2 separate regions of the Mus musculus genome follow, and region 2 is linked to region 1. The links are chromatin loops, found by intact Hi-C in ENCODE. Cell type or tissue: left cerebral cortex. All regions are shown on one strand. Links, peaks and the distances in the headings refer to the core of each region. The heading gives the core; the rest is flanking DNA.

The links. Peaks named below come from ENCODE experiments on the same cell type or tissue, not always from the same donor. Only the 100,000 strongest peaks of a DNase experiment are listed, where the experiment ranks them.
Region 2: a loop joins it to region 1, with 2.6 times the contacts of the local background. A loop is called at or near these places in 19 of 42 quality-filtered maps.

Annotation. Positions count from the first base shown.
Region 1 is chr5:44,249,956-44,265,535 of GRCm38, forward strand. No RefSeq gene overlaps it. Among named protein-coding and RNA genes, the nearest start is that of Gm35959, 27 kb to the left of the region's middle. In left cerebral cortex, for the core only: a CTCF peak has its summit at 8,100 (motif pointing left); DNase peaks (open chromatin) are centred at 6,029, 7,302, 7,681 and 9,960; H3K27ac peaks cover 454 bases.
Region 2 is chr5:44,158,885-44,174,464 of GRCm38, forward strand. No RefSeq gene overlaps it. Among named protein-coding and RNA genes, the nearest start is that of Gm42427, 26 kb to the left of the region's middle. In left cerebral cortex, for the core only: CTCF peaks have their summits at 4,629 (motif pointing right) and 7,135 (motif pointing right); a DNase peak (open chromatin) is centred at 7,133.

The DNA.
Region 1 (15,580 bases), core at 4,396-12,395:
TTAATCATTCTATGGCTTGGATTCATTATAATGGTTGAGGACATATGTAGGAGGAACAAATAGAGAGTCGAAGCAGAAGTTGCTATGGTTCAGAGAAGAAAAGAAGAGGGCAGGATGCAGCAGGGATGGAGATTCAAGAAGTAGGAAGTGGACTTGTCATAACTTGGTAATTGATCGGCTCTAGGGGAGCAGTGGTTAATTTGTTTGTTATTGGTGCTGTTTATTACCATCATAAGTGGCAAGGGTTAGGTTAAATAGCCAATTATCATACCCTTCTTGGTGCCACTTGTTTCAGCTGTTGGTCTCTACAAAGAGAATAATGAAGATGGAGTCCCGATTAGCTGCACTGACTCTCAGAAGGACCAGGCTTATCATTCTGAATTAATCAAGTGGAGTCATTGCTTCAATTTACATTAAGTGGCTTTTGGCTATGCAAAGATCCAATTACATTAAAAGCTAGATACCAATTGGTATAGGAAAACAATTATCTAGACGTGGCCATGACATTAAAAAGAACAAATGTCTGACTGAGAGTTTGCCAAGATTCCCATTGAGTTAATTCTGACTGCCAAAGAATCATGGAGGGGAGAGGGGAGTAGACATAAAGAAAATAAGAAATATAGATAGCCTTGGCTAAACAATATATCTTCAGATTACAAGAACAGAGGACATCTCTCTTTGTTTTGCTTTTAAACTAGAATGCTCAACATTAGAAGAAAACATTAAGTAAACCACTTATACCATCCATTGCAATAACATTTACATACATGGTAACAGCAGATGGTGCCCCCAGCTGTCGCCTCTCACTAGGCAGCACTCTATCAGTGACCACTGTTAACAGATTAGTGAGAATTTTGCCAAAATAGTGTCCTTAAAGAGATCCTGTTCATGGTATGGAATACGTGACATCACATCTAATCAACTCTTTCCATCCCATATCTCACGATGCCTACTTGATAACTTAGTGACTAGCTTAGTGCCAGTAGGTTAAATACTAGAATTGTGGTTGGCACGAAATGTAGTCACACTGAGACAGCAGACAGTAGCAATAACAACAGCAGCAGCAGCAGCAACAACAACAGCAACAACAAAACAGGATAGAATTCTATGAGCATGTAGAGGGTGCAGTGAAGGCAGGTGCTAGCCAGGAAGATGGGGAGTGTTGGCAACAAAGGCTGGTGGTCCCCAGCCTTGGGAGTCTATTCTCTCTGCTCTTATGTTTCCACGCTCACCCTATTTGTCCTAACCTCTATTGAATCTTTCTTTCAAAGATTAACAGGCATCTTAGACAGGGCTTCTGTTGCTGTAATAAACACTGTGACCCAAAGGTACCTTGGGAAGGAAAGGGCTTATTTCACCTCAACTTCCATATTACATCAAAGGAAGCCAAAGCAGAAACACAAGGAAGGAACCTAGAGGCAGGAACTGAAGCTGAGGCTATGGGGGGTGGGGTGGGGGGTGCTGCGTACTGCCCTGTTCTTCCTGGCTAGCTCAGACTTTTTCCTTATATAGGACCCAGGACAACCAACCAGTCCAGGAGCAGCACTGTCCCGCAGTGGGTTGAGCCCTCCCACATCAACCAGGGCAGCCATCAAGGAGGTCAATTATAGGCCAATCTGATGGAGGCATTTTCTCAATTGAGATTCTCCCTTTCCAAATGACTCTAGCTCGTGTCAAGCCAACATAAGACTTATCAGCACAGCAGGGAACTATGCTGTATGCCATTTGATGGCTTGTCTTTATTTTACTGTCTCTAGTGGCTTTTGGTGTCTGGCATTGCCTGCCACCATTGAGCCTTCTTTGTGTTGCTGGCTGTTTATTAAAGCACTTCTAGTTCTTGAATGTCCCTGACCATTCTTGTTCTGAGTTCCATACTGGCTCCTCCAGTTAACTCTGGTTGTTGCCAATGACTCTGCTTTTGTCTTGTTCTTCTTTGCTCTGAACTTTCTGGTTCTTGGATACTTGATTCACTTCTAGAATGTCAACAGTAATCATTAGGGAGGAGACTTGGAAATTCTATTGATGTTTAGAGACACAAACAAGTATAGGAATCTGGCCCTGGCTTTCTTTTTGGTTTTGATCATTCAGTTCCCACTGCCTCCTAGATTTGTCCTGTTTGTGCTTCAAGTTTAGCACAAACTGGCAACTGCTCATTGTCAGCTCATCTGGAAACATGCCTCTGCATGTCTATGAGGTGCTTTCATCTCTGAAACAGAGACTCAGAGGACAGAGGATTCACTCTGAAAGTGGCCAACAACATTCCATGGACTGGGGGCCTGGACTTGGGCTGAATACAAAGAGAAGTCTGCTTCCAGACTTGGGGTGCTGTGTGACTAGCTGCCCCACACTCCTGCCTTCCCTGCTGTAAACACTACCTTCAAGCTCTGAACTAAAATAAACCCTTTCTCCCAACAGAAAGAAAAGCCAACACACATGAAAACCATACTCTCTTTCCCCAAGTCTTTCTTTAAGGCCTTGATTCTCTCTACCTCACAGAGAAATTTTTTACTCCATGTTTCAAAACTTATCTTCAGCATGGCTTTCATTCAGAAGTCTTCTTTAAGCTGGGTCTGGCTCCCCTCTGCTGTTTCCTAGAAACAGGTTCACAGAACTCATCGATTTGTAGATAACTGGCTTGTGTTCTTATCTGGACTGTGTATTTTCAGACGAGAAGGACTATGTTTTGATCTCCGTACCCCCATGGATATGTACAGATGGATAGGCTTTGGCTTCTTAAGGATTGAAAACAGGCCCACAGAGCTATGGAAACGAAGCAAACATAGTACAAGTTATGGGGACTGTCAAGGGGTCACACTGTGTAAATATTCAAGTCCCCTAATTATTGATCTTGTTTGAGGCTTCCTTTGGTGGGGTTCAAGTGGAGAAGGAAGGTTATGAAGTAGGTAGCTTGAGTGGTTCTCTGTTGTGATAGATTAGGTTTTATAATTTTTTCTACAGTACATGTCTCTTCCTGTAATGTATCTGATTTTAATCACTTGCATTCCCAATTATGCATAGGTATAAGATGGTCAATGGGAGATTTCTCCTAAAATAATGTACGCCCAAAACCAGTTTAGGCTAGATTAGATCTTTTATTCTTCATAACTGGAAACGTTAGGAATATACTGGAATAGAAACTGTCTAAATTTTATTGTTACCAGGAGTGAGGAAGCATATAGTATTGTTTAGAGACAGGAGTATGTGGACCTATGCACGTAGTAATTGAGAGGATTCTGAGATTGGTAAGGGCATTCTTTGGAGAGGGATGTGTGCACATAGTGCCTGCAGGTAGAGGACCTGGGCTGTCAAGTGCATTGCTGCAAGAAGAGTGTGTGTATAACCTCAAACCCAATTGGGGTCCCAAGAAGACTGTCTCTGATGCTCGCCTGCCTCACAGGGGTTTGCAAAGTGCTTACACACAGTAAGTGCTGAATAAGTACTGGAATGCTTTTCCTCCTTGTTTGTTTGTTTTTGTTTTGTGTGTGTGTGTAGCTTATTATGTCTTTTCTATTAAGAGACTTAGTTTTGCTGTGCTAACTGCAAGGCTGGCCTCAAACTCCTGGGTTGAAGAATTTTCCTGCCTCAACTTTGCAGTTGCTGCTGTGGTGATTCGAGTAGGTGTGGCCCTCAGAGACTCGTGTTTGTATGCTTGGCCCATAGAGAGTGACACTAGTAGGAGGTGTGGCTTTATTGGAGTAGGTGTGGCCTTATTGGAAGAAGTATGTCACTTGGAGGCAGGCTTTGAATCATATGTGCTCAAGCTACGCCCAGTGACACAATCTTCCTTCAGCTGCCTCAGATCGAGTTGTAGAGCTCCATTGCCATGTCTGCCTGTGTGCCGCCATGCTTCCCACCATGATGGTAATGGACTAAACCTCTGAACTGTAAGCCGGCCCAAAATAAATGTTTTCTTTTATAAGAATTTCTGTGGTCATGGTGTCTCTTCACAGCAATGAAACCCTAGCTAAGGCTTGCAGATGGTATAATATCCCCTCATTTAAAAATATTTAATGGAAGACTTTAATGTTTAGAGTTTGTGTGTGTGTGCGTGCATGCATGTATTTGGGGGTCAGAGGACAAGTTGGTTCTCACCTTTCTTCAAATGGGTCCTAGGGATTAAACTCAGGCCCTCAGGCTGGGGAAGAATGCTTAAAAATACGTGCTGTGCCATCTTGTCAGACCGTTCAGGTTGTTTTGCTTTCTGTTTTGTTTTTGTTTTTGTTTTTAGTGATGGTGAGACCATATCAACTTTATGTGCCTAAGCCTGACTCTTCTTCTTTCCTCCAGATTCCTGTCTTTCCTTCACAGTAGCACATGATGCTTATCAGGGTTAGCACAGTCTAACCTAAGCAGGAGTCTGGAATTCTTTGGCCTGCCATTCTCTACCGCAGGGTTCGGTCACCCATCCATCTGCCCACACACAGCACAAACATCAGAAGCACCTTGATTTCTCTTTTTATTATACTCCACATCGTTTTAGTTACAGTGTCTATTGCTGTGAAGAGACACGTGGTCACAGAAACTCTTAGAAAAATAAAGCGTTTAATTGTTCACCATGGTCTTCCCCCACCCCCACAATGGCAACATCTGGAATAGTTCCTGGAATATAGTAAATCTTTTTGAGTATTTGCTAAGTGAATAAGTTATTCTCAGTACTGAAGGTGATGATTCACTCTTGCCTTCACACATAAGCCTCTTATGTGGAGTCAGCAAGCCCTTTGGGGTCAGCCTTGTACTTATTCCATTAACATTTACCGAGGGCAAACTGTCTTACAGCGCTCATCACTGGCTGCTTACTTCCCACAAGTGCTGTACCCAACCAGATAAGTGATATGGGCATGAGCTCTGTAAGCTTTAAGGCAGCACACAGATGTCACTTGCCTCCCAGCACGGTGACACTAATTAAGGTGGTTTCTATGGTCAGTTTCAATGGGAGACTCCAACTAATCTTCATGCTTCCAGAATCTCTCTAGATAATAAATTCTGCACTCGGATGCACATTTAATCTTAACGCATTGCAGCAATTATGTTCCTTTTCTTTTTAAAAAAACAAAACATCAACTGCCTTCCAAGTTCTGTCCAAATAGTCCACAAACTCCTTGGCTTGCATCTAAGACCCTCTTCAACCTGGCTGCCTCTTCACTGCCTCCACTGTTCCCCATCAAAAGCCCTTGATTTCCCATCAAACACATGTCCCACTCACCTTTCCCAGAGCATTCTTGACGTCCCTCTTCTGTACTCCATGAATGCTCTTTCTATAATTGATTTTTCTCCTGCATCCCTTCATGTGCACGCAACAGACAGAAAACTACCATCCCTGAATTTCTCCATTTCTTGATTGAGAAATTGGTCTGTTTGAGAAAGGGTCTCATTGTAGCTAAAGCTAGCCTTGAACCCATGGTCTTGTCTCCATCTCCTGAGTGTTGTGACTGCAGGTGAGAGTCATCTGTCAGGCTCTGAGATTTTCCCACATTGAGGTGATCTTTCTGAACTCCATGTTAAAAATATTTCTTTTCTACTGAAGAAACAGTCTTCTCCCTCTTTCGTTTCCTTAGACAAGGAAGACAGGAAAGAGGTGTGAGTGTCATGTTTGTTTGTGTCCATGTCCTCTTTCACCATTCTGAGTCAGAGGGTAGAGCCACCCTGGCATCTGTTTGTCTTCCCTTTATAATAGGCCGTATGGCTCTCTCTCTGGGATCTCCTGACCGACAATATATATTCATGGCTAGCTTGCCATTGTGATGGGAATCTAGAATCACCTAGGGCATAAACCTCTAGCAGCACAATGAGAGAGATTCTACACTGGTTTAGTTGAAGTGACAATATCCTCTCTAAATGTGTGAATGGCACCTTTCCATGAGCTGGGGTCCTGTACTGAATGACAATGAGAAAGGAATTAGAGCACGAGCTTTCCTGTGTCCACTTCCTGGCGGACGTAGGACCAGCTTCTTCACACTGTGGCCACCAGGGCTTCCCTGCCACCCAGCAGGGGAGGGGCTGGATGAGAGTACTCCAACGCCACGCCCCTTTTCTGTGTCTTGTACTTCCCACAGTTGGTAATTGTGATTCATTCATCTTTGCCTCCTTTCTACAGCTAGAATGTAAGGTGTCTGATGAGGCGTTCTTCTTGCCTCCTTGTGTTTCACAGTAGTGTCAGAGTCTAGCACATTGCAGGTGTTTAGTGAATACAAGCTATTCTAGTAAGAGTTTGTTATTTGCAACTGTAAAGAGAGACCCAAAGATCAGGGACCATGTACTGGATGTATGGGTCATTAACCTTGGAGAAGCATGCCGTGAGAATTACAGCACACAGTTACCAGATTTCAGAAAGGTTGTTAAACAGCTCTGACTTCTCATTTGGCACAGTTTGTCTCAGAGGTCCATGAAAATCTAATGTAGAGTGTTCTGATAGTTGAATGACTATGGATGTACAATAAACCATTGAAATGCATGAGTGGGTGAAATATAACATATGTGGATAATATAATAAAAATACAGATAAAGAATAAAAAATAGTCTGAAATAAGCATTTCAGGAGGAAAAAAAAAGACTGAAGAGTACCATTTCAGTGATGCCCAGTTTTAGCTGTCAACTTGACACACCTTGGAGGAGGGAACCCCAACTGAGAAATTGCCTCCATGAGATTGACCCGTGGGCATCTCTGTGAAAACATTTTCTTGATTGCTAATTGATACAGGAGGGTCCAGCCTACTGTGGATGTTTCCATTCCTGGGAAGACAGGGCTAGGCTATATAAGAAGGGTACTTGAGTGTGACCCCGGAAGCAAAGCAGTAAGCTAAGCAGCACTTCTCCATGGTGTCTGCTTCAGATCCTGATTGAGTTTCTGCCCTGACTTCTTCCAGCGATGGATTCTGACCTGGAAGTGTAAGTCAAATAAATTCTTTCCTCCCCTAAATTGCTTTTGATCAGAATGCTTTATCATAGCAACAGAGAAAATAAACTAGAATAATCCCTCAACAACACATATTCCCATATTCAAACTATTTATTTATTTAAAATATTAACTCTGTTTACTTGTTTATTTGTGGTATGTGTTTGGGAGGTCATGCTCTGGTGTGGGTGTAGAGCTCAGGGGGCAACTTTTCAACTTTTGAGAGTTGTTTCTCTCCCTCTACCATGTGACTGAGCTTGAGCTGTCAAGCTTGGTAGCAAGCACCATTTCTTCGCAAGCCATTTTGCCAGTCCTCAAAACGTATTTGTCTTCTGTGTTAGGTAGGAGTGGTCAGGATCAGGGACACAATAAGGAATACATAGTCCCTGATCTCAAACCTTTGTTTCTTTCTCCACTGAACAATAACAGAGAATGGGGAAGCAGGGGCGAAGACCAGGGCAAGTTTCCAGCCAAATCTGAAATAGTCCCAGAAAGGCATAAAATAGTCCCAGAAGTCTCAGTATTTAAACATTAAAAACGCTGTATCAAGAGAACACAGAAAACATCTCCATAGGTATCAGAGTGCCCTTCCTTTAAAGAGAAACCAGAGCATAGCTCCCATCAATCAGTAGGTTTTCAGTGTGTTTTTTTTTTTTTTTTTTTTTGAAGTGGGAGGTGTAAGATGCCGATGCCAAGAGCCCAAGGAACATTCTCCATTTAGAAATTGCAGTAGGCCAGTTATCCAACACTGTGCCAAAGCCTGCTTCTAGCCCAGGAGAATGTGGACAATGGAGGCAAGCACTGGAATACACGAGTTAGAAAAACTGGGTTAAACACTCTTGCCCCGCTCCTCCCAGCTCTGATGTCACTGTCGCCTCCTCCAGTACCATCACTCCCCACCATATCTGTTGGAGACAAAAGCCCATATTTCATGGTATTATAGATTGAATCAGCCACTGTGAAGTCCTCTATCATCTAGGATACAGACTAATGCTAGCCAGTAACTATGTGATTATTGATAAAACTGGCTATGTATCATCTAAGGAACAATATTGTCATGAGGAATAAACAATGCATGTGTAAGAGTTATAAATGGGGCTGGAGAGATGGCTCAGCACTTACGAGCACTGACTGCTCTTCCAGAGGTCCTGAGTTCAATTTCCAGTAACCACATGGTGGCTTACAACCATCTGTAATGGGATCCAATGCCCTCTTCTGGTGTGTCTGAAGACAGCAACAATGTACTCACACATACAATAAATAAACAGATCTTTTAAAAAAAGTTATAATTGTTTGTGTCTCCTTCACATTTCATGTTGAAAGTTAATCCCCACTCAATGTCACTAAAAGCTGTGGCCTGTCTGTGGGAGGTGATCAGCCCCCTTTTCTAATACAAGGTCTCTGGGTGAAAGGAGTCACTTTCCTGCCATTCTGCTCTTTGATGTGAGGACACAGCATCTGCTTCTTCTGGAGGATGCAGAGGGCAGCCCTCACAGACACCACTTCATTGTCACCCTGACCTTGACTGTCCTGCCCTCTAGAGGCATGCTAAATAAATGTGCATTGTTGATAAATTACCCAGCTTGTAGTATTTTGTTACAGAAGTACAAATGGTCTAGGGCACACTCACACACACACACACACACACACACACACACACACACACACACACACACACACGGAGGGGGAAGGGAAGGCACTTAAACATGTAGGGTTTAAATAAGTAATTATTAATAGGTACAAGGTGTATCTTGCTATAAAACTCCTCTGCCTCTTATTTTACTAGCAATTTTCAACAAGATATATATGAAAAGAATCTGTGCTGTAAGTAAGGATGTCCTAGACTTTCCGATCAATATTTATGGTGTCAGCCTTTAGCTATTGCTGATACCCAGTGCTAACAAAACAGGATGGATGGATGGATGGATGCTGGTAGTAACAATATAACTCTCTTTAGTTAGAAATTTGTTTTAGGCCTTGAAGGGATCTTGTGCTGGTTAGTTTTTCTTTTTCTTTTTTCTTTTCCTCCCTCCCTCCCTCCCTCCCTCCCTCCCTCCCTCCCTTCCTTCTTCCTTCCTTCCTTCCTTCCTCCCTCCCCTTCCTTTCCACCCTTCCTCCCTTCCTTTCCTCCCTTCTTCCCTCCTCCTCCCCCTCTTCTTCTTCTTCTTCTTCTTCTTCTTCTTCTTCTTCTTCTCTCTCTCTCTCTCTCTCTCTCTCTCTCTCTCTCTCTCTCTCTCCTTTTTGCCAATATTCAACATAAACTAGAAGCTTGTGAAAAAAGGAAACTCAGTTGAGAAAATGGCTCTATCACGTTGCCTGTAGCAAGTCTGTAGAGGCATAGTTTTGATTAATGATTGATACAGGAAGGCCCAGCTCAGTGTGGGAGGTCCCACCAATAGGTGAGTGGTCCTGGTTGTATAAGAAAGCAGGCTCAGCAAGTCGTGGAGAGCAAGCAAGTAAGCAGCATCTGCCCTTGATCTCTGCTTTAGTTCCCGCCTTCAGATTCTGCTCAGATTTTCCTTCATGATGCACTACTATCTGGAAGTTAAGATAAACCTTTTCCTCCTCAAGTTGCTTTGGTCATGGTCTTTATCCCAAGATCAGAATCAAACTAAGGCAGATCCCTATGATGAAAAAGATCAGAGGTAGACAAGTGTGAATGGAAGGATTTGAATAGCTGTGTCAGCTATTTCCCAACAGGTATTTTACAAAATGGGCTACCTGTATTGTTTCTTAGTAGCCAGAGACACCTCCCCACAAAACAAGATCCTATATAACCAGAGATGCAAGGAGAGAGAGAGAGAAAGAGAGAGAGAGAGAGAGAGAGAGAGAGAGAGAGAGAGAGAGAGAGAGAGAGAGAGAGAGAGAGAGAGAGATCCTCTTGCCAATGCCTCCCATCCTAAACACAATGACACAATGATACGGAGTAGTTTGCCAGAAAGTATCAACGACCTGCCAAGGAACCAGATCATGGAAAAGACCCTGGCAACTCAGAATGAAGAGAATGTGGCCAGTGTGACATCATGGATCTATAAACGGCACAGGCTGTTTTTGGCAGTGTGTGGGTGAGTTGTCAATTGCATCAGCTTTGCTATTATTGCTCTTGACAATACACAATTAGTTATCTTGGTTCCAGCAGACTGCATAGCATTCTCATATTCACTTTGTAGTGATTATGGTATGTTAGAAGCCCTGTACTGTTGAAATAACTCACTGAAAGATGGAGCAGTGGGTAGGTTTCAGAATAAACTAGTTCCTGGTCATTACTTCTGATGGCTCATCTTGGTTGTCATCTTGACATACCTGGGAAGAAGAAATGTAAAGCTGAAGGATTGTCTCTGTTAGATTGGCCTGTGCGCATGTCTGTGGGAGTGTTTTCTTGATAATAATTGATGTGGGGGAGGGCCCAGGCCATGTGAGTGGCACCATTGCTAGGCAAGCTGGGCCTGGCTGTGTATAAAAGCTTGTAGAGAGTGCCTCTGGTAAGCAGTATTCCATGATGCTCTGTTTCAGTTCCTGCCTCCAGTTCCTGCTTGAGGCCCTCCCCCAGCATCTCTCAGCAATGGACTGTAACCTAAAAACTGAAATAAACCCTTTCCCCCTCCCCCAAGCAGCTTTTGGTCAAAATGCTTTATCATAGTGACAGAGAAGCAAACCATAACAAGAATAAATTAATTCTTGTTTACTAGTTAGCCTTAAAATGGCTGATAATAAATGGAAGCTTAACTCACCACTGAGTAAACTCTTTTAGATTCCTTGCTGATATATCACAAAAAAACCTGGTAGCCTGTTTAGGTCATGAAATTTAGACACTACAGCTAGTGAAAAGAAATGAAGGAGAGATTGCAGAAATGTATGCCCTTTCCAAGGGAAAGAAGACTAAGCAGGCAGTAGGAACTGAATAGTAGAAGTAGTGTCTGTGATCCAATTCCTGGGTAGTTTAAGTGAGAATCTTTCCTTTAAGTCTGTGTTCTAGTACATTTTATGCTACTATAACAGAATACCTTGGGCTGGGTCATTTATAAAGAACAGAAATGCATTGGCTCATAGTTCTGAAGATTGAGTAGCCCACTATCTGAGTGCTAACCTCTAGCAAGGATGTTGGTGCCACACCAATGGCAAAGCTCACCCTTGTGAGACAGTATATGCTGACATGCATCTATCAGTTCAAGCGAATACAGCCCTCATGGTTTAGGTACCTTTCATTAAGGTACCTCCCAGCTCAGTCACATTAGGGATTAAGTTTCCAATACACTGATTCTGGGAATACACATTCAAACAACAGCAGCGTATTAGTCAGAGTTCTCCAGAAAAACAGGACCATAGATCTATAGATACCAATGCCTATGATTTTACAGATATCTATCATACACCTGCCTGTCAACCTGCCTGCTTGCCCTCCTGCCTGATTATTCAGTCATCTATCTATTTAGTTTCTTTTGTGCAATGCTCGGGGAGGATTAGCAGCCACAACTGTACAGGCCAAATATAGTATAGTCCACCAGATTAGACGCCAAGAGAGTTGCCTTGAGGTCAAAGGCTATCTGCTGGCAGAATTCTGTTCTGTTTGTCAAAGATCAGACAGCTGATTGGGTGAGGCTCAGCCATATTACAGACAGCGACTACTGTATCCAAAATCTATTCATACAAATATTAATCTCATCTAGAAAGCAGCTTCATGGAAACATAATGGGATAATGTTTGATGGAACATTTGGGCACAGTGGCCAGATGGATACTTTATTAACCATTGTATAAAGTTATGTGAAACATTAAGGTAGTGGTTGTTGATGCTGTTATTTATATCTGAGAGAAAGTGGCTAAGATAACCAAATAACTGAGGGTACAAACTCAATCATCTCCCTCCCTCCCTCCCTCCCTCCCTCCCTCCCTCCCTCCCTCCCTCCCTCCCTCCCTCCCTCCCTCCCTCCCTTTCTCTCTCTGTCCAGAATGTAGGGAGTAGGCAGAATCGGGCCTTTCATAGGAGACACAGTGAACGGCAGAGTGACTGGCACCATCGTAGCTTGTTGTCGTCTGACCTCAGCTGATCCAGAGCAGGCCCAGCCTCTCTTTTCTGTCACGATTCCCAGTTCTCCACAATGTTTGCCACATATTTCTCTCATTTCCCTGCAGCCCCAGCTTTGCCTAGTCTGCCTTACCTACCAGTATGGAGAGATACAAGACCTCCAGATCTGTAGCATCATCCTCCAAACTTGTGCCTGTGTGTTCTTTCTTTATGCCCATTGCGTTGAGTTGGTTTCTGGACCTTACCAAGGCCAGCTCTCCTGCTTGCAGACTTAGTTCCATCTTTTCTATCTTTTCATCTCTGTAGAAGTCATGGTATCTTAATTAAATTTATTTGAGCAGTTAGACATTTAGTCTCCATGTCTGTCATGCTAGGCTCATGCCAGTTAAGTCTGATTATTGCTATGATTTTTTTCAAATCAGGCAGAGTTAAAAAAAAAGAAATAATTGTATGTGTGTGTGTGCATGAGTGTGCATGTGTGTGTGAGTGTGTGTGTGTGTATGTGTGTGTGTAAAATTTGACACTGACATTTGCACTGCTAAAGTAGCTGTGATGACAGAAAGAAAGCAAGTATACAAACTGCAGACTATTTATTGGTTAAAAACCAATTAAAGAAGCTAGAGAAAGCATCCAAGGAGCTGAAGGGGTCTGCAACCCTATAGGTGGAACAACAATATGAACTAACCAGTACCCCGGAGCTCGTGTCTCTAGCTGCATATGTAGCATAAGATGGCCTAGTCGGCCATCATTGGGAAGAGAGGCCCCTTGGTCTTACAAACTTTATATGCCCCAATACAGGGGAATGCCAGGGCCAAGAAGCAGGAGTGGGTGGGTAGGGGAGCAGGACAGGGGGAGGGTATAGGGAACTTTCGGGATAGCATTTGAAATGTGTATAAAGAAAATATCTAATATAAAGAAAGAAAGAAAGAAAGAAAGAAAGAAAGAAAGAAAGAAAGAAAGAAAGAAAGAAAGAAAGAAAGGAAAAAAAACAATTAAAGCATAAAGTACTTGTTGGTAATAAAACAGATATCTTTGCTGTCCATATTAACATCCTTATATGTGAAGCCCAGGAGTTCAGGGCAACCAGAAGCAAGCACACAGCCATCCTGTTTCAAAGGCACAAGGCAGACAGCATCTACGCTGTGTGATGATGAGATTTTCCTTTGCCATCCTCTTGCCCCACTGCTGGGCCTACTGACTTGTGCATTTTTACTGTTGTAGTTTTGTAGGAGACTCTTGCCTATGGAAGGAGTAGCACGATTATGACGTAGTTTTGATTCCATCACTTAAAACCTTCTCTCTTGCCCCTTTGCATTTAATGTCTCCAATCTGCAATCTCAGGAATGTATAGCTCTACTTCCTCCTGGTGTAGATTAATACTGATGTTCTGCTGGGAAGGCACATGCTGTTTATTTGAATGTTTTCACGTGGTACCTGAGATTTCATTCCTGGCTTCTTTCCCTCAATGTAGTGTTTTTGAGATCCATCCATTGTGTTCCACACAGCAGAAATTTGTTCCCCAATGGTAGTCCTTGTACCAGCCAATTCGAACAACAAAGGAAACAACCAAGAGAACACTAAGGACATTACACCTTATTTACCCTGTACATTTATGTATGTATACCCATTGCAAGAAAACTGTAAGCCACAACCTGCTTACCTAACAACACAGTGGGTTGTTTCCAATAGTTGATTATTGTGTATAAAATTGCTATACATTTTCAGGCATGTAAACTTATTTTAAATTCCTTTTATTGTATCTATACTTCTTTGCTGAACAGAGAGATGGAGTGTAAATTTATGAGAAAATGCTGAGCTGCTTTTCATAGCAATATTGCTTCGTGGCTTCACCAATATGCATTATTGCAAGCCTATTTAATTTTATCCATTCTATTAGATGTAGAGTTATGCTTTATTTTGGTTATAATTGACATTTGGTGAGTTAATTGCCTGTTCATGTATCTTTATTGTGAAGTATTTAAATCTTTGGCCACATTTTAAATGTGTACTTACTATCTTGTTGTTGAGGTATAGAGTCCTTCTTGTGTTTTGAAGAAAAATACTATGCCGGCTATGTATGTTGAGATTCTTTTCAAGTTTGTAGTCTGTTTTTGGTGTGTATGTGCAGGTGTATGGCGTACCTACACGTGTGCATGTATGTTCACATATTTAGGGTCTCGTAGGTGTGTGCGTGGTTGTGTGTACACATGCATATATAAGCCAAAGGTGATGCTGGGTGTCTTCTCCATCCTCTATATTAAGGAAAAGTCTCTCACTTGAAACCAGAACTCACCCATTTGGTTAGTTTAGTCAGCCAGCTTGCTGGTGGGATCCAGTCCCTGCCTCCCTGGCTATGGAATTATACAGTTGTCTCACCCATCCAGGGCTTATGTGGTGCTGGGGATTCAAACTCTGCTTTAAAGAGCAAGTATTACATTTTGATGAAAATCCGACTAGTCCATTTTTGTTTCACAGTGTGTCTTTTTTGTGTTCTAATCTAAGAAATCTTTGACAAGCTTCAGGGCTATAAGAACCATGTTAATGCTTTCTCAGGAAAAGAAAAAAAACATTCATAGGCCTTTTAAAATAGAAAGCTTAAAAACTGTTGATGTTTTATAGTTAGTCTTGTCTTTGAGTCTCATAAAGTATGACTACTTTTATTGTATGATAGGAACTAAAAATGCAGTTAAAGTTTTCTGGGCACAGGTACTTCTGTTGCCAAATTCATTCACTAAAATGGCTATCTCGAAAATCTTGTCATTTTTTTTCCACCAAGTTAATAAGCCATATATGTTTTTTTTTTTTTAGACATGTAAATTTTTCTTTATTCTGAGGTGTTTAAATTCTTTTTTTTTTCCATTTTTTATTAGGTATTTCGCTCATTTACATTTGCAATGCTATACCAAAAGTCCCCCATAGCCACCCACCCCCTCTCCCCTACCCACCCACTCCCCTTTTATGGCCCTGGCGTTCCCCAGTACTGGGGCATATAAAGTTTGCGTGTCCAATGGGCCTCTCTTTCCAGTGATGGCCGACTAGGCCATCTTTTGATGCATATGCAGCTAGAGTCAAGAGCTCCGGGGTACTGGTTAGTTCATAATGTTGTTCCACCTATAGGGTTGCAGATCCCTTTAGCTTCTTTGGTACTTTCTCTAGCTCCTTCATTGGGGGCCATGTGATCCATCCAATAGCCGACTGTGAGCATCCACTTCTATGTTTGCTAGGCCCAGGCATACTCTGACAAGAGACAGCTATATCAGGGTCCTTTCAGCATAATCTTGCTAGTGTATGCAATGGTGTCAGCATTTGGAAGCTGATTATGGGATGGATCCCCGGATATGCTAGTGTCTACATGGTCCATCCTTTTATCTCAGCTCCAAACTTTGTCTCTGTAACTCCTTCCAAGGGTGTTTTGATCCCACTTCTAAGGAGGGGCATAGTGTTCACACTTCAGTCTTCATTTTTCTTGAGTTTCATGTGTTTAGGAAATTGTATCTTATATCTTGGGTATCTTAGGTTTTGGGCCATATATGTTTTTATCTTTGTCTAAACTCCCTACTCTCCTACCTTGATGCATTTGTCTTTGTAGCCATGTCACACTGTCTTGGTTGCAGGTAGCTTTGAAGTATGTTTAAAAATCAAATGATAAATAAATAATTATAG
Region 2 (15,580 bases), core at 3,330-11,329, 92 kb before region 1:
CAAGTCTTTCCTGATATTACAATAATGTTGTGAAATGGATTCTGGCCATTATTGCATAGCTTTGTGAATATCCTAGGAGATCTTGAATGTACACTCTGCATGGATGCTTTATATGGTATGAGATGTAATCAATGAAACTATTATAAAAATCATAAAACATATCTACACAGTAACTTTCACACAGATGCTGACAACAGCTTCGTTCTTTTTAAAAATTAATTAATTAATTAAATTAATTTTCCTCAACTTCCCCTCCCTCAGCAACAGCTTTATTCTTAATTATCAAATCTTTAAAACAACTAAGATGATTTCTGGACATAAGGTGTCTACAACATGTGGCATTTCATTTAATACTAATAAGTCATAAAAAGACATGAATGGACCTCAAATACATGCCTCTAAGTGAAAGAAGAAAACCTGCAAAGGTTTTGTTGTATATGATCCCTGTTGACATTCTGAGAAAATCCCCGTTCTGGAAAAGGCAACACCATGGAGACAGTAAAAAGAAGTATGTCCAGGGATTAGGGAGGAGGGAGTGGACAGGTGGAACACAGCAGGCTTTTGGAGAAGGGAAGGTATTTTATGCAATGTAGCATCCATGGACACGTAGCACTAAATATCCCTTAAAACCTAAAGAAGCTACACCCCCAAGGGTGAGCTCTAATGACCACTATAGAGTCTGAGTGAGGTGAGCTTACCTGTCAGGCTTGTTGGTAGGTAGCAGTGTGGTGGGTTAGGGAATAGCAGTGGTTATAGAGGTGAGGCTCATGGAAAGTAGAAGACAGACGGGACTCTTAATAGTTCGTGTTCAATGTTGACATGAAGCTCAGACTAAACAGCCTTTTTAAAAAAATCATAGATAGGGGGAAAAATCACTTAGCATCCTGACTGTGTACACTTACAAGATCATTCAACAGTGTGACTTGTGGTGAGGTCTCTGTGGATACCAGAGTTGGCTAAGTAACAATCCCTGTGAGGCAAGAAGGAAATCCAGTTCAGCATGAGTCAGTAACTGGTGTTGGTTCAAACTCCTAGAGTCTGATACCAGACAGTTTATTGTAGGCATATTTAAGTATAGTACAATTGTACAAAAAAAAAAAAAAGTTTTCTGGTGTAATGTAACCCCATGTGTACAAGAAAGCATAATTACAGTGAGACTCTTCTCAAAGTACACGTCACTTTTTCCATGAAGACTGGTTCTACAGATAGGTTGCATGTGTTATCTTAAGGACCTAGGGGAGGATTTGGTATGGTCTCAGTCATACAGACAATACAAAGGTCATTTAGCCTATCATCTATCTCCAGTCCTAGTTGTGGGAGTTTTGAGGAGCCAGGTTATGGCCTGGCCCCACAGATAGCACAGGGGTTACCTAGACTATTAGCCAACTCCATTCTCAGCCTTCTGGGCGGAAAACAGGTTATACATCTTTTCCTTTGAAAAGACAACCCTGTGTGTTCGACATTGTGGTTTCCCTGGTGATATCTGTGATTACAAGGACCTTTGTACTTCTAACAGTGACCAATATTCTTGGTGGTTTTGTAAGATTTCCTTTTTTGTATAATTTTAAATGCAGTTCCTTCTTCCATTAAACAACACATTTAAACATTTTTTCTATGCCAAAAAAGATTTCCCTGTGTTTAAAAACAGCAGCATGGAACTGTATGCTATGGAGGCTCTCTAATTTATCTGAACATCTCACATTTTAAAAGGCACTACAGTTTGTGCTTTTATGAGCATAAGTGCTCTTTTTGAGCACTATGAAAAACATCCCTTGTCCTCAGAATTGATTCTTAACCACAATAAAGGGACAACTTTATATTGGATGCTTAATAATGGTTTGTGACTGAACCAACTGTCTTGCAGATGTTGCCTCAATTGATGCTCAGAGGCCCTAAATTCTCCGTTGTTATCATTAGTCCCACTTTTTCAGATGAAGTCACAGACACTTGGAGATCTTGATTTCCCGAGGGCATTGGTAAAAAGTCGAAGCTTTAACTAAATTTAAGATGACCTGATTTTAAAACTTGAGCTGCTACTCTGCACCATTAGATATATTGAGTTCGCTTATAGATCTTTAATTTTTAAAAACTTTTCTGCAAATAGCTCTTCAGGAGAGTCATAATCATTTATTGTCACTCTCAAAAATATAAGCATTATACTTTCTTTTTATCTGCCCCCTCCACTACCTTCCCTTTCCCATCTTTCTCATCTGTCTCCCTTCCCTCTCTTTAAACCCAACTGCCCCTTCTTCTGCTTTTGTGACACACATATTTCAATAACCTCTCCTTTGCTCCTCCCTGCCCCGATTAACAGAAGACCTGGAGCTGTCAAACTGCTAGGGGGAAAAAGGCACCCTTGAAGATGCACACAGAAAAGGGTCTATTTGAAAGGGATTCCAATAAGCCAGAGAGCAAAGCTAAGACTTGACAAATGGGATTTCATGAGATTTAAACACACAGCAAAGCAAGAAATCAACATACTGAAGAGGAAGCCTACAGAATTGGAGAGTCTTTGCCAGCCATACATCTGACAGGTTTATCTCTAAAGTCTAGAAAAGTTGTTCAAAAATTAAATGCTAATGAGAATGAAAGGAAAGAAGAAACCTTTATACACTGCTGGTAGGAATGTAAAATAGTGTAACTGTTATGGAAATCAGTATGGAGATTCCTCAAAAATTTTTTTTGAGTTACCATAGCTCTAGCTAAACAATTAAGGGTATATGCCTGAAGAACCTCAAGTCAACACAGCACAGAGATACTTGCACACTCACAATATTATTGCAGTTTTCACACTAGCTAAGATACAGAACCAGGGGTCCCATCCATAAATGGTTAGGCAAAGAAGACATTGTACAAACACATAGTGGAATTTTTTCCAGCTACAGAAAGTGATATGTTTTTATTTGCAGGAAAATGGAGAAGACTTAAACAGTGTTATGCTAAGTGAAACAAGCCAGACTCAGACAAATAATGTCTATCTCCTCTCACATGCAGGATCTAGATTTAAATATGTACGCATGTATACACACGTGAATGTATATGGCTAGAACATAAGGTGCACAGATGACTATGTGACGGGAGGAGCTGGTCAGTTGCTTTAAACCACCAAACATTTATGTGTAGTAAAACATTATTCAGATCCAAGGGTGTGAGCTATATCTCCCTTCCCAGAAACCTATGAAGTCACCAGTCACAGCAGACTCAGGCCTTAGCTATGCTGGCTGTCACCTTTCAAATGGTAGATGGTAGGTAACAAAGAGGTCATTTCTAGATGCCCTGAAGGAGGAGCCTGGTCCACAGCTGACCAGCATCTCAGAGACCTGCCCCCACCAAGGGCTTCTCTTTTGAAGTGCCACCTGGCAAACCCTATTGGTCCCTAGGCCCCACTTTCAATGCTCTTAAGATCCTGCATTCTCATCTCCCCCATAACTATGCTACCCCTGGTTTTCTAATGTGTTTATAGATTCCTTGTAGAGTACAAGGGCGTAGATTAGTAGTTCTCAACCTTCCCAATGCTGGGACCCTTTAATACAGTTCCTTGATCCCAACCATAAAATTATTTTAATTGCTACTTCATAATTTTGCTACTACTATGAATCTTACTGTAAATGCCTATATTTTCTGATGGTCTTAAGCAGCCCCCATGAAAGAGTCAGTAGACTCCAAAGGGCTTGCGACCCCCAGGTTGAGAACCACCCATGCAGATCATTCACTAGGCCTTTCAGATCTTGACTTTTAGGGGCCTGGAGATAGGAAACATGAGTTGTGAGAATACTCTAGGCTTTCCTGCCAGCCTGTGGAGTTCTCTAGACCTCCAGCCCCAGCAGGGCTCCCTCATAAACATAGATAGGGGAAAGCAGTCTGGAGATTTCACCACTTATACCCAGACCAATACAAAAGCAGTGGCTGCCTTCTTTCCCGAGGACTTCTAGGTATGCTCAACTGCCCAGAGAGCCCAAACAGCTGCTCTCATGATGGTTTGAGTCGTTGCTTTACCAAGGGCTCTACAGTTCTCACAGATGCTGAGGGCATCAGTGGAGATGCCACCTGCTGTCTTCAGTTCCTAATATCAGGCGGTAGAGGTGAACATGGGGAGGATACGTGCTGTAAACAAGCCCGTTCCACCAACCTGCTTTTCAGCAACTCAGCTTACATCATCACTCGCTGCATCCACTGGGGGCACATTTCCCCTGTCACTATGAGTTGCACGTACCCCTTTTAAAAGGTCCTAGCCAACCCAGATGGCTCTCTGTCTTATTCATTCTCTATGTCTCTCAGACTCTCTGTCCATCTGTCTCTATCGCTCATGTCCCCACTCTGAGATGGCATTTTTCTCCCCACGCCGCAATAAACCTCTTGGGTTAGATCCATTGTGAGGCATGACCAGCACCATAACTCGGCCCTGGACCTGCTGAAGGTACCCCATCTGCTTTATCCCAAGAGTGCATCTGGAGGAAAATCAGGCCTCATGTTTCTCCATCTTCCGTCTCATGAAGTTGTTCCACTATAGGCTTGAACTAAAAACCCACCTTTTTTATTGTCATTCTCTTTTATGTGTCTTTAAAAAAAATTATTTTTTCACTATGTACAGTGTTCTGTCTGCATGTATGCCTGGAGACCAGAAGAGGGCACTAGATCTCATTATAGATGGTTATGAACCCCCATGCCATGCTTCTAGCTTTTATGTGTCACCTTGTGTGACTAGTTGTCATATTTTAGACTGTAGGAGTCTTGCTTAGTCTCCTGCTGGAGAGGACAGGCTAGATTGTACAGTTGTTACTTGGAAGGAAAAACTGCCAGACAACACGAGTGTTGGTTCTTCTCGGGAACAGCCAGAGCTCATTATTTCTAAGTGTGTCCCATCTGTAGTGATGCTTGAGAAAGTCAGCAGTCCAGGAGTTTTCCTGAGGAGACGTTGCTTCAGTCTGGGCTCGGTTTATGCTTCCATTCACAGGAGCTGGCCCCTTCTTAATCACTATTTTGTGGTTCATACCACTCCCATCTTGTAATGTTGCTTCTGACCTTGAAGGGAGCAATGTCACCACCCTATACAGTCTGCCACTGGCATCAGGCAAACTGACATCATCTCTACCAAATCTGCATGATTTTAGGGACTTCCTTATCCTCTCTGGACCCTAGAGATAGAAACCTGAGATAAGTTTGTCCTTGGGTTGCAGATGAACACCGTGTGTGGTTAACAGCCCCGTGCCCTCGCAGTGGGTCACACAGAAAGAAGTCTTTTCTTCACCATGCAAGTCTCTGAATAGCGAGCTGATGCTTAAAAACACTCATAGGAGCGGAGGGGTCTACAACCTTCCACTTGGGTCTGATGGTCCTGTCTGCTCTATGGACAGAGCCATGGGCTAAATGGCCAGCATAGTCCTCAGTAGCACAGATAGATTGTAGATAGAGTTCACGGGCTAATGATGCTATGCTTTCTGAAGCCAGAGCACCTGAGCTCTATTCCTCCCGTGCCACTGATCATATCATGTCACTAGGCACTTTCAGCTTTTTTTTTTGGAACTCTGTTTCATCTATAAAAAGGAAGTGATTCTGACAGGACCTCCCTGAGAAAGGACGAGTGTGGAAGGAACAGTCTCACAGACCCACACTACTATAGCAGAGTGCAGATACAATTACAGCACTCTACAAATGCAAAGCAATGTTGTCTCCTGGGACCTCAGGGGCCATCCTGGCCGTGCAATGAGATCACGGGATGGGGCTCTTTGCTAATCATAAGTGGCTAGTTAAAATGAGAGCTTCCTGTCATTGGAACAACAGAAAGGGAACAGAAAGGATCTGAGATGAAGTCTGAGGACTGGGAAGATGCAAGGCCGAGGCTGAGATTTTAGTTCCCGGTTAGGAGCCACTTCAGCACTATAATACTGACTCAGCTTCCCAACAGGAGTTTGGAAGTGCGGGGGAGGGGCAGGATTATCTTGTAGCCTAATTAGTAGGAAGTTATAGGTCCTCTGCAAAGTGGAGGCAAAGACTACTTTAGGATCACTCCTCTGTGTTAAACTGACAGAACTAAATACTTCCATTTTAATTAGGAAGTGTCAGGGATTTAATCTATGGTGACAGCAGGGTGCTCTCCCTCAGGGTGGTGAGGAGACACCAGCCTGGAGTCCATAGGTCAGAGGCCTGCATCTGAGTGAGCCTCTGCCACCAGGATGAGAGTGATCTAGGATGGACCATCTCATCTTTCCAGGTCTTTTTAAAAAATAGATTATTTGGGGATTTCACATAACACATCACATCATTCTCACTTCTCTGTCCTCCCATGTCTGCCCCCAGCCACGTGGCCTCCCCCCCCACCCCCCAGAAAAGATTAAAAAAAAAAAGTCCAAACAAACAAGTCCAATTTATGCTGCCCATATACTCACTGGAGCACAGTCAACCTCCCAGTGGCCATCTTCCTACAGAAAAGTGCTAAGTAAATCCTTACCACAATTTTTAAGTTTCCTTCTATAGATTCTTGCCTAGGTTGTCAGGTTTTTTTCAGGAGGATGAGGATGAGGCTTGTCACAGAGTCCTTCCATGTCTCTCTTTTTTTCACCTGTGGAGTCGGCAGTCATTGATAGCTCTTGAGAAGCAGCTTCCTTGTCCTGTACAGTGAGTAGGAGCACAGATCATGGACTTCCCCATGGTATCTTTCTACTCTCAAAGGAGAAAACAATCAAGCCTGTTCAGTCCACTAACTAACATAATCAATACAAATTGGATCCAGGAAGTATTGGGTTGGACATTGTTGCTCTCCGAGGGCCCCACTTTCCAAGAGAGTGTTTTTCTCTTTGTTTATTATTTTCCACAAGTCTTTCAGATAACACAGAGAAATAAATATACATTGTTCCATAGTGAGTTTCAGAAATATTTATTTATTTATTTATTTATTTATTTATTTATTTATTTATTTATTTATTGAGACAAGGTCTCACTGTGTTTCTCAGGCTGTTTTCAAACCCCTGGCCTCAAGCCACCCTCTTTGTTTGGCCTGGCAGATAGCAGAGAGTATAGGGATTATAGTAGACTACTTACTACTGCAGCCAGCTCAATTATAGCAGTTTCTTTTCTCTAAGACTTATTTATTTTTATGTTATGTATATAAGCATTTTGCCTGCATGTAAGCTGCACACAGGCCTGGTGCCTCAGGAGACCAGAAGAGGGCACCAGATCTCCTAGAACTGGAGTTACAAGTAACCAAAGTTAGCCTTGAACTCTTCATTCCCCTGACTCTTCCTCCCACATGCTAGGATTACACGTGGATTGACAGGGCGCTTCTGCAGTAGCCAAGGCCTACAGTGGAGGGCAGGGCCTAATGTACCTTCAGGCATTCCAGAGTGCAGCTTGCCTGGCATTGGCTGTGCACAGCCGCTGCCTCCACTCACAGAACCTTCGCATACATACATACTGCCTGCTTTTGCTGTTGAATGATTCCTCCTGATAGCTGCCTCCCTTGGTCTTTCCTAAGGGGTCCCTGGTGGTATTTAGCGTTGGTAGGTTCCAAGTCATTGATTATGCTCAGGATAAATGAATGTTTTTTGAACTATGAGACATGCTCCGCGTCATCAGAGTATGAAATCAATTTAGCACATTAAGACCAGCATCAAGAAACCTACAAACAGAACATATTCAAGTAAATTCAAGTATTCTATCTAGGTTTACTTTTAGATATAACCATTCATTTCTCAGGGTTGCAATGAAATTTATTTCTTATTATGGATGCAGTCAACATTCTTGGAAAATGCTGCTTTTAGTACAGTCATAGGGCCTGGGTCCAATTTCCTAGCTCCTCGTGTTAAGCGTAACCATAGTATTTCTAGTTAGTGTGAGGAACGTTTCCAGCTGCAGATGAAGTATCTAGGGAACTGTTGTTGCCTTCCTGGTTAGAGGACAGGCATGGGTTAGCATGCCATCTGCCTCTTCTTTGTTTCATCTTTAACGTGAGTGTGATGCTTTGAGATGCAGCAACCACCTTGAGACCAACAGGGACACTGTCAGCTCTGTAACCAGTGTGGCCAGACAGCCATGAAACTTCTCCCTGTGTGAGACACGCTGTCCCGACTGACTGCTTGCTAAAAACTGCAGGAGTTTCCTCAGCTACCACATGCAGCTGTGCAAGAGTTCAGCCTTAAATGCCATTTTTTCACAGGGTGTAGCCCACTGTGTTTAGCCCGGCCACTTACTCTCCCTGTGTCTGGAGGTTCTTCCTGTCGTGACTCTGTATCTACAGCCACAGTGACATATTTTATTCATCGGTGTCACGCCACATCATTCCCCAAGGCAGTAAGAGCTCTGCAGATAAATACTTGTTAGGTGAATTTGACAAAACAGGCAAGACAGGCCATTTGTATCTTAGACTGGAAGACAGGAGAGCAAAGAAATATTACTCAGTAGCATCCTTGTGTCTCACTACATCACTTAAACGGGCAGCCATGCTGAAGGTGGGTGCTATTTCTACTAAGCTTATGAGGGAAGAAGCCTCAGATAGGTGGGGTGCTTGACCTACATTCTTCACTGGGGTAGATGTGACAGTGCTGGTCATCAGACTCGGGTCTTTTTGATTTTAAAGCCCAGCTTGTTTCACTGCCTTCAGCAAGCACCCTTCCAGAAAAACAAAACAAAACAAAACAAAACAAAACAAAACAAAACAAAACGACTTGCTTTTGAGAAAAGACCAAGCTCTTATTTTCTGAGTTACTACTTAGAAAGGATGTCCAGGACTTCAGAAAGCCTCCAAGAGAGTGTAAATTGGGGGACATATTTCCCTGAGAGCTCTACCGTCAGTGATTGTCGGGATGAAAGCTGGTGGCTTCTAGGAGTCCAGGGGTTGGGAAGGAGCCAGGGAATTGGTTCATCCCTTTCTCTTTGATTATTTCTCTTTTCTGAAGTATGTGCCATGGCTTCACTTGGCTTGCTGTCTAAAAACACAGAGTTCACTGGGTATCTCAAGTTATACCCACTGAAGTCATTTAATTTTTGCTATTTAATAATTAATCATTTATATTTAACATATATTTAATAACTATGTAATTATTAAGTGGGGAGCTGGGTGGAGGCAAGTGAAATTTGCATTACCATAGAACAGCAAGCTGGGGGAATCTTCAGGTTAGCTAACTAGCTAAGGTTGTGGGAGCTTCTATGCTTGCTGCAGAGAGAGAGCAGAAGTTTAATATAGCCAGGAAGCCCTCCAGTACTCTCCAGTTTTGCTTCTTCAGAATCTGTTTTTTCCCCTAGCCTCCTTTCTCTCCTCCTCCTCTTCCTTTTCCTCCTTGTCTTCTTTGTTTGTTTTGTTTTTTTGTTTTTCTTTTTTTGAGACAGGGTTTCTCTGTGTAGCCCTGGCTGTCCTGGAACTCACTCTGTAGACCAGGCTGGCCCTGATCTCAGAGATCTGCTTGCCTCTGCCTCCTGAATGCTGGGACTGAAAGTGTGCATTACCACCACAGCCTGGCTTTCCCTCCCCCCAAGCCCCATCTTCATCCAGAGCTCTTGCTTAGCACTTACTCTTTTCCATCCTGAGCAGGTTTTCCTCAGAGACATGCCACATGAGAGAGACTTCATGAATCTACTCTTAAGCTTCCTACCAAAGCTCTTGCATTTAACATGTTAACATTTCCCCATTTTTGTTAATAGCCTATATCAAGGGTACACACTGATTGATAGGTACCATTGAGGGCCTGACTTACCTTGGGTGGGGCAAGGAACTTCTACCTGTGTCAATTCATTTTGATGCCCTAAAAGCTGAGTTGAAACTTCATCAATTTTTTTTAATAATTAAAAAATGTTAATAGTGAGAAGAAAAAAATTGCATAATGAAGCGGGGAGCTAGAGGGATGGTTCAGTAGTTCAGAGCACTGGCTCTTCTTGTAGAGGACCAGTGTTTGGTTCCTAGTACTGACATTAGGCTGATAACTCCAAGTCCTGGAAATCTGCCATCCTCTTCTGCCTCTGTAGATATCCAAGTACATGTGCTTTTGCATATACACTCATATACACAAAAAATAATAAAAACAAATCTTTTTAAGGCTACTTTTAAAAGTGTCACTTTATGACAGTATTAAGTGATATGAAAGAAACGAAAAGCATCTACTACACATAGGACATCTATTAAAATATTTAAACATACTGCTAAAGCCAGGTCTCCTGTTTCAAAGCTAGCAAGAGTTAGTAGGCCAATCATGCATCCCAGGGCTGCTGAGAGTGTGGGCTCGGGGCATACCCAGACCCTTGCTGCTTGTGTAAGGTATGTAGGCAGCTACCACCTTGTAAGTCAGAACTTACTTGTAGAAGGAATTCCAGATTTAGGGAAGGACCTCAAGGAAATAATCAAAAAAAAAAAAAAAAAAAAAAAAAAAAAAAAAAAAAAAGACCAGAGTAAAGGAACTTTTCAAACAAATTATGATCTGGCTGTACATGGAATTCTATACAGCTATTGAAAATACTTATTGGCATAGATGAATGTCCACCACAAAATTTGTTGTAAAATACAAGGAACATTCTATAAGCCAGCATACATGATAGATTCCTGTTGTGATATATTTATATGTGAACACCTCCACCTATGCATGTATTACCAGTAACAGTTTGGAGAAACAGACTTTAAGCTAGATGGTGAAGCTGTAAGTATTCCTCTCACTGTCTCTACAATTCTTTCTTTTCTTTTTAAATGTGTGTGTGTGTGCGCGCGTGCATGCGTGCAGGCGAGTATAGTGCTTGTGGAGTCCAGAAGTGGGCATCAGTTCCCCTGAAACTGGAGTTACAAATGGTTATGTGCCACCTAATATGGGTGCTCAGAACAACTTGGGTCCTTGGGTCCTCTGGAAGATCAATAGATACTTCTAACCATGAAGCTATCTATCTCTCTATTTACCCTACTTTTAAAAAATGGTCTTAGGTATTTATCTATACTAAATCACTATTACTTGAGGATCTGAACTAATAATACCTTTAAACTGTCTGAAATTTGCTTGAGCTAGAAAGAGCTCACTCTCTCCCCAGTTCATCCTCAGCATGAAGACAGCAGTGCTGAGCATAGTCTGCCCATGAACTGGAAGTCCTTTATAGCAAGCAGCACCAGGCTTTTGTGGCGCCCATCCTCCCCAGGCCGGCCATAGCATCTATTGGACCAGAGCTTCATCAGCCCTATTGGACACATCCTGCAGTGTCAAAAGAGAAGTCAAAGAGAGAGTCCACTTAAAAAATACTAACATCACCTAAGTTTATGATATTCTGCTCTCCATTTAATGATTCCTTAGAGAGAAAAAAGACACTTCAACTGTATAAGCAGAATAACGGGAACAATCCATTCCTAATCCAATTCTAAAACTAACATGTTGCAAAGACCATCTATGGAGAATTTGGATCATGCGAAAGTCAGAAATGTAAACTGACCGGAAAATACAAGGGATGGAAAGCCACTTAACTGGGCATGTGTTTGTTGGAGAACGGTTAATGTGTGCTGGGGGAAGTTCTCACACAGACTTTTATACAGGGTTGTCCGAATGTCTAGCCCACTCTGGAAGCAGGTAGACCCTGTGAAAGCTTGGCTCTAACCTCAGCGGCTTGAGAGAAGGACTTTCTGCAAAATGGCAGGGGCAGGGGAGGAGGCTTTGCAGGGACACCGTGCAGAAGAAATGAGGGACTGGATTACAGGAGCCTTGCGTGGTGGCTGTAGTAGAAGTCTAGTAAGTACTGGCTTAAACATCATGACTAACCCTGCAAGACAAAGCTAGGAGACAAGTGATGAGAGGTACTGGGAAGATGTTTACCTCAGAGAAGAGTTGGATGTTTTGTGAGAGGTGCTTCAACAGTGGAACTTCCACCAGCTCAAAGCTTAAGTAGTCTCTAAGCTTATGTTTGTGGGCAAAATGAATCACACAGCAAGGGAAAGGAGGCCATATTTTTGTACTTTTCAATTCAAGGTGGTAGTATGGCCTTGACTCTCAGATATCTCTCGAAGGCCTGGTCCCCAGTTGGTGCTGTTGTTGGGAATGTGGATCTTTGTGGGAGGTGTGTTGTACTTGGAGATGCACGGTATTTTGGAGGCAGGCCCTTGAAAGTGACTGTGAAACTCATATGCCTTTTCCTCTTAGTTTTAGCTCTCTGATTGTTAGGTAAGCAGCCTTGCTTTGCCTCATGTTCCTGCCATCAGGAGCTGCTTCACTACAGGCCCAAAGCAATAGGGAAAATTGACCATGGATTGGGATATGTAAACTTGAAGCTAAGAAAACCTTTGCATTCTGGACTGAGGTATCCTCTGTAAAAGTAGCCAGCTGAGCACTCTGGGTGGAACCTGAACTGCTTTGGTTTTATTTCATCTTACCAAAGCTTTAGCAACCCAGCCTTCTGCTCAGCTCATTCTGGTGTTCAGCATGGGGTTCACAGACCATAGTCTTTCTTTGGTCTCATAGAAATGTTTGTCCTCCACTATGGCCCGTGAGCAAGGCCAGCTTGACCCTGGAGTCACTCCTGGAGCACGGCAGATTTGAAGAGGGTTCATCATGTGCTCGACAATGAGAAACAAAATCAGATAAAAGTTTGGCTTTCCACATGGTGTCAGCGCTGAAGTAAATGGACCAAGTCTGGGGTCAGGATCCTCTTTTTGGAGTTCTCAAGGGATATTGGAAGGCACAGGACTTCAGAGCAGTCTGGAGTCGACACTGCCATAGTATGGCTCCAGGTCTGCATGAGCCCATTGCATTCCATGCAGACAACCCACTAGCCTCCTTGATCCCTTGGCACTGCACTGGGTACCCACACCAACAGTATCTTAGCTTCTCTGGTCCTTAGGCTGGTGTGGATGTCCCCAGCAGTTTCCATACAGGGCCTCCTTTTCCCAACCCTTCTCTTGTAGAACATAGCTGATGGCACAGGGCAAGACTGTAGAAAGGGGTTCAAGGTCCTGCTCTGTCTCCTGTGTGGTGGGCACACATTACTCTTCCTTTCCAGATTGCGTTCCTAGCTGTAGGATGGGGACGACAGCATGCACTCCGTAAGGGGATGAAGATGTAGCAGCTGAGAACCACACTGTGCCTTCACACAAACCTCCAACAGCTATCAGGTATCAGTCCTTTGGGAGGTCAGCAGCCTGCCTTTCTTAACACATTGACCTAATCATAGTACTTGAAAGTGTCCAAAGTAGCTTCTTCACTTATCCTCTGTATACGTGAACTTAACATCCCACAGGAGCTCGCCTCTGTCCAGCCTCTGAGCGGAATCAGGGGCAGAATCCTCAGCCAGGCACTAAGAGCTCTCAAGCCCTGTCTCCATATAGAGTCCCTGCCACCTCCAACCAGAACTGCCTTCCTCTCTGTGGTTTCAGTAGTGGCTGGCTCTCAACACACATACACATACACACACACACACACACACACACACACACACACACACACACAGCGTGTGTTTATGTGTGTATAGGGGCCAAGGCTGTGCTGTAGACATACTGTGTGCTCTTCCCTCTTCAGTGACAACTACCTTGCCCTTCCTCCCCTTACCCTCAGCCCTAATCTAACAAGGCATCTTAAATTTAAGTGCACGTCCCTCACAGTGGCTCTTTTTAAATTCTTGCAAGCAGTACTGTTGGTCTCTATCAGGAGCTGAGGGACAAGGGATGCAGCACCATCTAAGGTGGTCTCCTGTGATCAGTGTCTGCAGACAGGGACAAGAGTGTCTCGTTGTCAGGTGTGCATTTAGCTGCCACTTCCCTTACCCACTAGACAAGATCCACTCACAACCACACAGCAGCACTTGTTCATTTTCGTGCCTCAAAGTAACTGGGACAGTAATGCCTACGAGCTTTCCTGTCTGCATTGCACTGGCCTTGTTAACTCGCTAGAACAGCATCTCTGACTTTCCCAGTATGTACGTTCCTGTGATGACAGGACCCTCATGAACTCCTTGGTTTCCTCATTGCTAGATGAGGTTGTATGTTCAAAGCAAAACTCTACCAACTGATGCTCACTCTTCTCTTCCGGTAACGACATCTCAAGAGCAGCCTCACCGGCCGGCAGAAGACCCCATCCCTCACTACCTTGCTCATGTTTAATCAGTCATGTCTTGTTTGTTCACCAGCCCCTAGGAACTCACCGTTCCCCATCCTTGAAACAAACATTTGAGAATCACTGAAACCTTCTCACCATGCCGATTTCTCCTGAGTAACTCACACCTCCCTCATCACTGACACTCCTTCCCTCACTAGGTGTTTTACAAGAAAACACTCTAAATCAGTGGGTCTCAACCTGTGGGGCCCAACCCCTTTGGAGGGGGGGGGGTCAAGTGACCTTTTCACGGGGGTCACCTAAGACCACTGGAAAACATAGCTATTTATATTACAATTCAGAACACTAGCAAAAATTATAGTTCTGAAGTAGCAACAAAAATAATTTTATGGTTGTAGTTACCACAACATGAAGAACTGAATTAAACTGTATAAAGGGTTGTAACATTTTGAAGGCTGAGAACCACTGCTCTAAAACACCCTGGATGTCTGAGGCATTTAATGAATACCACATACCACACTGAACTGTACCACAGGACTATTTTCGACAACCACTGGCATGGCATCCTTGGCTTCTGAGATATTTTTTTACCGCTTTCTTGGCTCATTAACATTCTACTTCTTGCTGTGCCCTGCGCACCCCCTCCCCCCCCCCCCCCCCCCCGTGTGTGTGTGTGTGTGTGTGTATGTGTGTTTGTAGGTCAGCGATCAACTTGTGTGAGTTGTTTCACTTCTTCCACAGTGTGGAGTCTGGGGATTGAATTCATATTGTCAGGCTTCGCAGCAAGTGCGTTTACCCGCTGAGCCATCTTGCTGGCTCCTTATATGTAAACTCTTACACATTCTTTCCTGACATAAAGGGCAAGAAATACCTGCTCACTAAGTCTGTGAACAAATCAGACTTTAATGTTCATCTCCAGGGCATGAGGGGTGTCAGCTCTGAAATACAGGGAGTAACGGCCCTTCCTGTTTCCTCTACTGACTCACGGTAAACAGGGACTCTACTGTCCACAGGGAGTGTTGCCGCAGCCGGAGTATCAGAGGGGTCTGACGCTCATCTCCTTTTCCTAATGTTGCCACAGACCTGCCTATCAGAGGCTGAGAACACAGGTGTTTCCGAATTTCTTTCTCTTTCATTAGAGTCTTGAGTATTCTAAGCCAATCAGCCATATTCCTTTTCACAGGCATCCTGGGCCTCAGGACCTTGACTCTGCTACTCTGGGGTGCTGTGCAATATACATGGCTAGGGATAGCTACCAGCTTCTCGGGGTTCCAAGGGTGCGAAGTGGACAGACTCGAAGGTGACTTACAGTATGATGGGCATAGACTTGAAAATGGCATATTAACCTCTAGACTCACAGTGAGAGGCCATGAAGCTTGGCTGCAGTCCTGTACACAGCATGCAGGAAGGCCAGAGTCTGGCAGGCAACTAGCAGTATTTGGTGAAAATTCTTTTCCTCTCTCTTCACCCCTTTTTAGAAAGCTCTGGGAAACTGCTACCAGATGACCTTAAGCACACAGCACAGGGAAAGATCAGCCTGACACCACGACGTGAACTGTGCTATCCTTGGTCTGCCATACATA